2 separate regions of the Homo sapiens genome follow, and region 2 is linked to region 1. The links are chromatin contacts, found by Hi-C or POLR2A ChIA-PET in ENCODE. All regions are on one chromosome and are shown on one strand. Each heading gives the region's core, a stretch centred on a gene start or an enhancer-like site at or near the end of the contact. The rest is flanking DNA. Distances are from core to core; before and after follow the strand shown. Region 1 has its middle 170 kb from the start of LINC02400. Region 2 holds the start of YAF2 (YY1 associated factor 2).

Region 1 (4,454 bases), core at 67-2,566:
ATTACAGGATTTCTGAAAGTACATCAGGGTTTATATCTCTGTCCAACGAGATGCTACATGTATGTAAATGGTAAATTTCCAAATGGCTTTCCCAGTGGAAAATCAAGGCTTGCTTATCTTTAACTTCAGAGCTTTTAGTAAAGAAATGTAGTTGATACCCCAAAAATACGTTTGTTTTTTGTTTGCTTGACAAGATTAAAATTCACTGGTGTATTCATAAAAACTAGAATATGATCATTTTGACTGGGCCTTGTACAGAGAATTTGGTCAAGTAGATTCTCTAATTACCTAGCAATGACAGCATTTTCCAAGGTGCCCAAGGAAGAGGGCATCCCACTAGTCTAGTAGTTCATAACTCAGCACCCTAAACCTCAAAACACCTACTGGAGGCCGGGCGCGGTGGCTCACACCTGTAATCCCAGCACTTTGGGAGGCTGAGGTGGGCGGATCACTTGAGACCACGAGTTCAAGACCAGCCTGGCCAACATGGCGAAACCCCGTCTCTACTGAAAATACAAAAATTTGCCCAGCGTGGTGGTGCGGACCTGCAGTCCCAGCTACCGGAAGGCTGACGCAGGAGAATCACTTAAACCCGGGAGAGAGAGGTTGCATTGCGCCACACACTCCAGCCTGGGCGATAGAGCGAGACTCCGTCTCAAAAAAAAAAAAAAAAAAAAAAAAAAAAGCTAATGAAACAGGATGTCAGCGTCTGGAAATCAGTTGGCACACACTCAGCTACTAATCAGACCTGAAAAATAAAAGCTAGCATACTAACCAAACTCAGAATCAAAGAGTCAGAATTTTGTGATCGCCCCCATCACCATCATTCAACAGCTTCTGACACCACCACCTCTAATCCTACCTCAGCTCTGTCGCCCAGGCTGGAGTACATTAGTGGGATCTCGGCTCACTGCAGCCTCCACCTCCAGGGCTCAGCTGATCCTCCCACCTTGGCCTCCCGAGCAGCTGGAACCACAGGTGCGAGCCAGCCCACACGGCCAATTTTTTTATTTTTTTGTATTATAGAAAATGAGTCTTGCTATGTTGCCAAGGCCGAACTCCTAGGCTCAAGCGATCCTCCCACCTTGGCCTCCCAAAGTGTTGGGATTACAGGCGTAAGCCACGGCGTCCAGCCTTTGATTCTATTTTACAGGTGAATGGAAAGGCTTTGCTCAACGTTCAAACGCCGCTGCCCAACCTCTCTGCAAAGAGAAAATTGTGTCTGTTGTTTACTGACACAATTAGCAATGGGTTTGAACACAATCTGCAAGGAAGAGGAAACCAGCAGCAGCGCGGCGCTGGGCAGGCTGCAGAGCCGGGCGTTTCCGCCCCTGCCCAGGGGTCGCCGTTGCGCACGGCGGTGCAGGCTGGGAGCGCTGGCCCGGCGCCCATGCTGGCGAGGCCCCCACCCTCCCAGCAGTCTGACTCTTGCTGGCGCCGGGCCGGCCACGCTGTCGCCTCCCCGCCGCGGAGTTCTGCTTCCTGTTTTCCAAGCCTAAGTGCTTTTTAATTAGCCTTCATCACTTCCCCAATTTAACTACAACCATTACGGGCTCCTTGCCGACAGCACGCCCACCTGGCATCCCTGCACTACACCTTTGCGCGCACCGGGCCCAGCCGGCCCAGTCCCTCAAGCATCAGTAGACGGAAAATGCTCCTGAACGCCCCCGCGACTGCATGGAGTCTGTGTGCATCTGTCCCGGCCTGGTTCCTTTGTGCTTTAGGATGGCAGGTTCTCACAGGCAGAAGAAGCTTATTGTTTATTTGTATGGCAAAATTCGATTTTTTGCCAGGTCTCCTGGATATTTCCAGCGCTGTTTATAAAGAGGGAGGGAGAGCTTGGAGGTGGGTACCTGTATGCAGTTGATTTTTAAACTCACATCATGCAGGGATTTGGGAAGGGGATGATTTTTGCACTTCTTTCATTTATTATTTAATTAATTATCTGTTTATTTTTGTTTTTTGTAATTACAAAATGTGTAATTTATTTAAGAACTAAATTTTTTTTTTTTTTTTTTTTTTTTTTTTTTTTTTTTTTTTTTTTTTTTTTTTACTGGAGGAAGAGAATCAAAGCACGGGCAGTTTACATAGAGACCCATCATAATCCCAGAGGCTTTCCACCTAGGAATGTTTCTCCTGGCCTCCTCACCCTGCTGCCTCCCATCTGCTCCATGGGGCCATCCACCCACCCTCTAACATCCAACAGAACCCCAGAAATGCAACAGATGAGCCCTGAAGAGGAAAGGCCTCTGTTAATTTTTATTGAGCCTTGTCAGTTGAAAAGAAACACACACACACACACACACACACACACACACACACACACACTGACCAAGAAGTCCTTAACAGTCCCTTCAGCTCTACTCAACTTTAGACAGATTTCCTCCTGACTATAGCCCCTGACTTCCCTTTCCTTGGAGCATTTACTTTAGAAAATTTGCAATTATAAATTCTTTCTCTGCCCCTTAGAGATGTAAATCTTCTCCCAGCCTCCTGCCAGTTTCACAACCCAGGAATGCCTTTCTCAAGGACCTGGGAGTCATCCTTTTGAAACACAATCATCAAGAAAGGACAGAGCTCCTATCTCTCAGTCTCTGTGGGAGCATGGGAGCCTAACTTGATAAGCAACTATTTGCAGACACAATGTGATGACCTAATCACATTGACAATTCCCCCATCCCCAATGTCCACCAATACTTTTCTGCTAGCTCACTCTGTGTTTAAAAACTCTCCTACCTTTTGTTTCAGAAAAATTGAGTTCAGTCTCTCTCCCCTATTCGCAAACACCTGAAAACATACAGCTCCTAAAAGAGGTCGTAAGGGAAAAGCCCCTTGACACTGACTTCAGCAATAATTGTTTTTTTAAATATATAACTCCAAAAGTTCAAAAAAGGTTACAAAAGCAAAAATAAATAAATGGTGCTACATCAGATTAGAAAGCTGAACAGTAAAGAAGACAATCAACGGAATGAAATGGCAACCTACAGATTGGGATAAATGTTTGCAAACCATATATCTGATAAGGAGTTAATATCCAAAATTTATGAAGAACTCATACAACTCAATAGCACAAAAACAAATAACCCAATTTTTTAAATGGGCAACGGACCTGAATACATATTTCACCAAAGAAGACATTGAAGTGGCCAAAAAGTATATGAAAGGTGCTCAATATAATTAATCATCTGGGAAATGTAAATCAAAGCCGCTATGAGATATCACCTCACACCTTCTCAGATGGCTATTATCAAAAAGTCAAGAGATAACAAATATTGGAGAAGGTATGAAAAAAGGGCGGGGGGACTCTTGTACACTGTTGGTGATAATGTAGATTGATGCAGCCATTGTGGAAAACAGTATGGAGGTTCCTAAAGAAATTAAAAATAGAATTTCCATATGACCCAGCAGGCCAGATGCAGTGGCTCACACCTGTGATCACAGCACTTTGGGAGGCTGAGGTGGGCAGATCACTTGAGGTCAGGAGTTCGAGACCAGCCTGGCCAACATGGTGAAACCCCGTCTCCACTAAAAATACAAAAATTAGTTGAGCGTGGGAGTGCACGCCTATAATCCCAGCTACTCGAGAGGCTGGGCAGGAGAATCACTTGAACCTGGGAGGTGGAGGTTGCAGTGAGCCAAGAGTGTGCCACTGCACTCCAGCCTGGGTGACAGAGCAAGACAGTCTCAAAAATAAAATTTTTTAAATTTATAAAATAAAGAGATAATTAACTCTTTAAAGGTCATAGGGGTGGGGCCCTAATCCAACAGGACTGGTGACTATAAGAAGGAGAAGAGACACCAGATCTCTTCTCTCTCCTCTCCCTTCTCCTCTTCTCCCCTCTCCTCCCCTCTCCTGCCTTCCGCCTCCTCTCTCTCTCTCTCTCTCTCTCTCTCTCTCTCTCTCTCTCCTCAAGCATAGAAAAAAGGCCACATGAAGACAAAATGAGAAGGGGCTGTCTACAAGCCAGGAAGAGAGGCCAAAAATTGAATTTCCCAACACTTTGAGTAGTAACATGGCAAATTACTGAAAGTTTCAGCTGGTTAGGCAGAACTATTCAAAGAAGTATGTGTCTCAGCACCAACTGGAACTATCCCAAGCTTCTATACAGGGAAATTTCTAATAGATTGATGTTTTGAAAGGGCATGTACCAAAGATAGAATGAAGGGCAAGTGAGTAGCATCGGTAAGATTAGGACAGGAAAGTTAAATAGCACCGTGAGCTAAAGCTTAGGAGAAAATGCTAAGACAACACGAAGGCTAACCATGCTCAATAAATCAATGAAAATGGAAGGAATGAGCCCACTTCTTGAGAAAAACTGTGTAATAGTAATATATGAATAAGAAACAAGAGTCCTTAACAGCCCCTGTCTTCACCAAAAAGAAAGACATTCAGATTAGGAAAAGAACAAATATGGTTAAGAGGAAATTGAACAGCTAAGTAAATTACAATACTT
Region 2 (3,985 bases), core at 145-2,644, 310 kb after region 1:
TTTCCTGGATGATTTTCTTTATTCACTTAATTCAAAGTCATTTTTTAAAAGACAGAGTTATTATACTGCAAGCTTACAATAAATAAAGTCTGAAAATAGGCAGAGATCTTTTCATCTCATTTGTCTAAGAGACTGCCATTTAATCAAACTAAAGATATAAAGGTACTTTCAGTAAAAATCTGTTCCTGTGACTGGGCTCATCTCCAACTACTTATTTATAAAATATTAGAGTACTGGAATAAAAACACTAAATAAAACCTTGATCTGACCCTTCCAGAAGTACATGTAGAAAAATAAGTTTTAATATATTGTGTATTCTGCAATCAGATACTTTTCTTTCTTTAGGAACGAAATTAAATTACATCCTTTGCTCCTAAAGAGATTTTATGGGTTTTCCTTGATCCCCACACACTAACACAACAATGCAGCCAACATTTTTATACCCAGAATGGGGAGAGGGGCATTACACCCAGCGATACGAATTAAATCGCAGTAGCTAATGCCTCCCTTAAATAATTTATTCTCTCTTGGCAGCAAAAAACGTTACAGCCTCTTCAATTACCCCTCACCGCAAACCATCGCCTGGGTTGCGATCAATGTGACCCAGTTCCTATCGCCACAGCCACCTCCGTCTGCCTCCTCCCGCCGGGTCCGCCAGTGTCATGGGAGGGGGCGGCAGCCGCAAGGGCGTCCTCTGGTCGCCACCCCGCCGGCCGGCGGCGCGAGGGGCAGGCCCGGGACTCACCGGGTGGAGGTGCCCTTCCGCACATCGCACATCATGCACTTGAAGGCCTCGGCGCTGTTCCGGAAGGTGCAGACGCTACAGTCCCAGTAACCCTCATCCGAGGACGGCTTCGGCTGCCGCTTCGGCCTGCAGGACACAACCCGGACACGACGCGGCGCGGGGTCACCAGCAGGCCGCGCCCGGTGCCCGGGCCCCGCGGCCGCCCCCGCCCCGCCCCCCGCCCCAATTCTGCGACCCCCGCCCCGCGGGCCCTCGGCGCGCCGCGCTCCGGCTGAGGGGGAAGGGAGTCAGGAAGAGGCAGGGCGCGAGCGCGGCCGCAGTCGCCGCCGCCACAGCCGCTCTGACACCCGGGCGGCCGCTCCGGTCGCCGCCGCCATCGCGGCTCCATTGTGGGGCGGCCGGCGCCGGCCCCCTCAAGCGGCAGCACTCGCACACCAGCGGCGCTGCCCCCGTGCTCGCCCCGGTGCCCGGGCGGCTAGCGAGGCGGCCACCCGAAGCCCTGCACGAGGGCCCTGCCGCCCGCACAGTCCGGGCCCCGGGGCCCGGGCGCTGTTACCTGGTGGGGCTCTTCTTGTCTCCCATGGCTTGGCTATCACCGCACGCCGAGAGTCGCCGCCGCGACCGCTCTGTTTGTCAATAAGGAGGATAATAAGCCGGGCGGAAGCGGGCGGGGGAGGAGGGAGGGAGGGGGCGGGGAAGGCCGCACCGCCGCGCTCGGGAGCCGCCGCCGGATCCCACGCAGCCTCCAGCTGTCGGGGAAACTCCTGCCTGGGCGCACGTGACCCTCGCCGGCCAACCAGCAGCCGCGCCGGAGACTTCAAACGCGGCCAGCGCGGCCCAGCACCCGCGGCGAGTTAGCCGGCGGGCGGTGCGGGGGTGGCCGCGGTGGCCGCGGCTGCCTCGGGCGCCGGCGCCGCCTCTCCGCGCTGTTCCCCCGTTGCCCCCTTGGTACCCCCGGCTGCCGGGGACTGCCTCGCGCTCCAGAGCCCCTCTGAGGAGGAAAACGTCTGTCCCACCGACTGGCAGGGGATGCTCCGTCATCCCGTGCGAAGCCTGGTCCAAGGTAGGGCCGGCCGGCGTTCGGAGGCCTGTCCAGGTCTGGACAGAAGTGCCAGCCCGGGATCTCCAGGTAGAACGACTTTCCTGGCCTCCGCTGTCCTTAGCTACCCAGCCCCCGCCTGCAGTATACCGGGGGGAAGGCGGGAACCAACACGCAGCGCCATTGCTACATGCCTTAAAGCACTGTCTGGTTTATGCACACAGATGCTCTAACAAGTAGGGATTGTCAACCCTAACTTAGAGGAATTGAAATCAAGACTCAAGAGAGATTAGGTGACTTCCTCTAGGCTATATAATTAGAAAATGACAAAGCCAAGAGTCTAACTCTGTTTTAATTCCAAACGCGCCCTTTTGGCCTCTCAGGCCTCTGCAGTAGCTGCTTTTGAAAGAAACCCCTATATACTCATAAGTCCTTTTTAAATATAAGGAGTTTGCATGTCCCCTCAACGCTGTCTGCTAACAAAAGAACACCTTCCCAGGTCTCTACGTCAACATACTAAAGGTCCTCATACTCCAGACTCCAGCAACAGCCATCTAACTGGTCTCCGAAGCTCCACTTCTACCTCCCCAATGTATTCAGTAATCCACAACCAGATTAATAATAAAATGCTGTTAATACTATGCCACCACTCTGATAAAGAACCACTAACGACTTGCCCACACTCCTTAGCCTGGCATTCAAAGGCTTCACACATTTTCCCTACCTCTGCCTCCCTCTCCCATAAGGAAAGCTGCCTCCTGACAAAGAGTGCAGATGAAATTCATTCCCTTACCAGAACCCTTCCTTCATGCACATGGGTTACTTCTGCATAAAGTATATCCCTCTTTAACTGTGCTGTTTCTGTCCATCTTTCTAGGTTTACATCAAGTCCGAATTCATGTAAAATAATTTTATAGCTAAACTACATAGGAAATAATACAGTCAGAAGCCCAGGATTCTCAGCCTGCTTCTCCTGTTTCTTAGCTGATAGACCTTGGAAGTATTGCTTAATTTCTGTAATTCTCAACGTTTTCATATTCTGAATTGCATCTATATGAGATTGTTGTGCGATTAATAATAACATTTTTTGGCCGGTTGCGGTCGCTCACGCATGTAATCCCAGCACTTTGGGAGGCCGAGGCGGGCGGATCACCTGAGGTCAGGAGTTCACAAGACCAGCCTGGCCAACGTGGCGAAACCCCATCTCTATTAAAAAATACAAAAATTAGCCAGCTGTGGTGGCGGGCGCCTGTAATCTCAGCTACTCGGGAGGCTGAGGTAGGAGAATCGCTGGAATCCGAGAGTGAGAGGTTGCTGTGAGCCGAGATCGTGCCACTGCACTCGAGCTTGGGCGACAGAGCGAGACTCCGCCTCTAAGTAAATAAATAAATAACATTTTTTTGAGCACTATGTGCCAGGCACTTTGTAAATCCCTGCGCATAGATGCATATTTTAAAGGACTCAAAGTACTATGCACATGGCCTCATCGACTGCAGATGCTCTTCGATTTAGAAAGGGGATACTTCCCGATAAATCCACCTTAAATAGAAAATATTGTAAATTGAAAATGCATTTGGTACACCGATAAATCCATCGTAAAGTAGAAAAATCGTAAGTCGAGCCATTGTAAATCCGTAGTCTAGCCCTTCTTTTTAAAGACAAGGCAATTAGGGCCCAGGTTAAATGGTTTTTCTTTGATGAGCAGGCCAGGGTTAGAGCTCAGGTATCCTATTGGTCTTTCACCGCATCTTCTTTCTGATTAACCAAATCACTCCATTTACATAGCAGTCTCTAAACTCGTTGTACCATCTGTACTTTTTGCAAATGTAGCTTCTCATGATTCAGACCCAAATTCGGAAACCAGGAACCATGAGGAGTATGATTGAGGCACGTATACAAGAGAACCAGATTTAAGGCCTAGTCTTTAACCTCTCAGTAATGCAGTGGGTAAACTCAGCTAAGTTTTTTTCATATGTAAAATAAAGGAGTTAAAACTATTATCACAACTAAGGTCCCTTGCAAGTCTAAGGCATTGTGATGTTTTTAAATGCCTCAACTGGATGGATCCTCAAATAGACTGACAAGAACTGCTCTACTTGCAAAAGTGATGGCAACAATGTATTTTTAAATAAAAAGGAAACTAAATCAAGCACTCTAAAAATCCCCCATGCTGCAAATCACCATTTCACTAGATTGTAACC

What was found. Hi-C counts contacts between places; a loop is a spot of excess contacts on that map. ChIA-PET counts read pairs that join two places held with the same protein, here RNA polymerase II (POLR2A). Pooled maps may share reads with other maps.
Region 2: a loop to region 1 is called in a pooled map, with 2.1 times the contacts of the local background. The contact joins the promoter of YAF2 here to the enhancer-like site in region 1. A Hi-C loop is called at or near these places in 2 of 50 pooled maps. POLR2A ChIA-PET finds 5 or more read pairs at or near these places in 2 of 52 experiments (PC-9 and WTC11).

Annotation. Positions count from the first base shown.
Region 1 is chr12:41,931,260-41,935,713 of GRCh38, forward strand. No RefSeq gene overlaps it. Among named protein-coding and RNA genes, the nearest start is that of LINC02400, 170 kb to the left of the region's middle. Within about 2 kb of position 1,317, at least 18 of the 41 ENCODE cell types and tissues checked have a DNase peak (open chromatin) inside an H3K27ac peak, as active enhancers do.
Region 2 is chr12:42,236,854-42,240,838 of GRCh38, forward strand. YAF2 (YY1 associated factor 2) reads right to left here and starts at 1,395. Exons shown (of 4, transcript NM_005748.6): 1 at 1,302-1,395; 2 at 746-871. The coding sequence starts at 1,327. LOC124902920 (a long non-coding RNA gene) reads left to right here and starts at 1,592. Exons shown (of 2, transcript XR_007063279.1): 1 at 1,592-1,874; 2 at 2,284-2,425. RefSeq lists silencers at 521-850, 971-1,040, 1,141-1,520, 1,571-1,810, 2,001-2,140 and an enhancer at 686-1,187.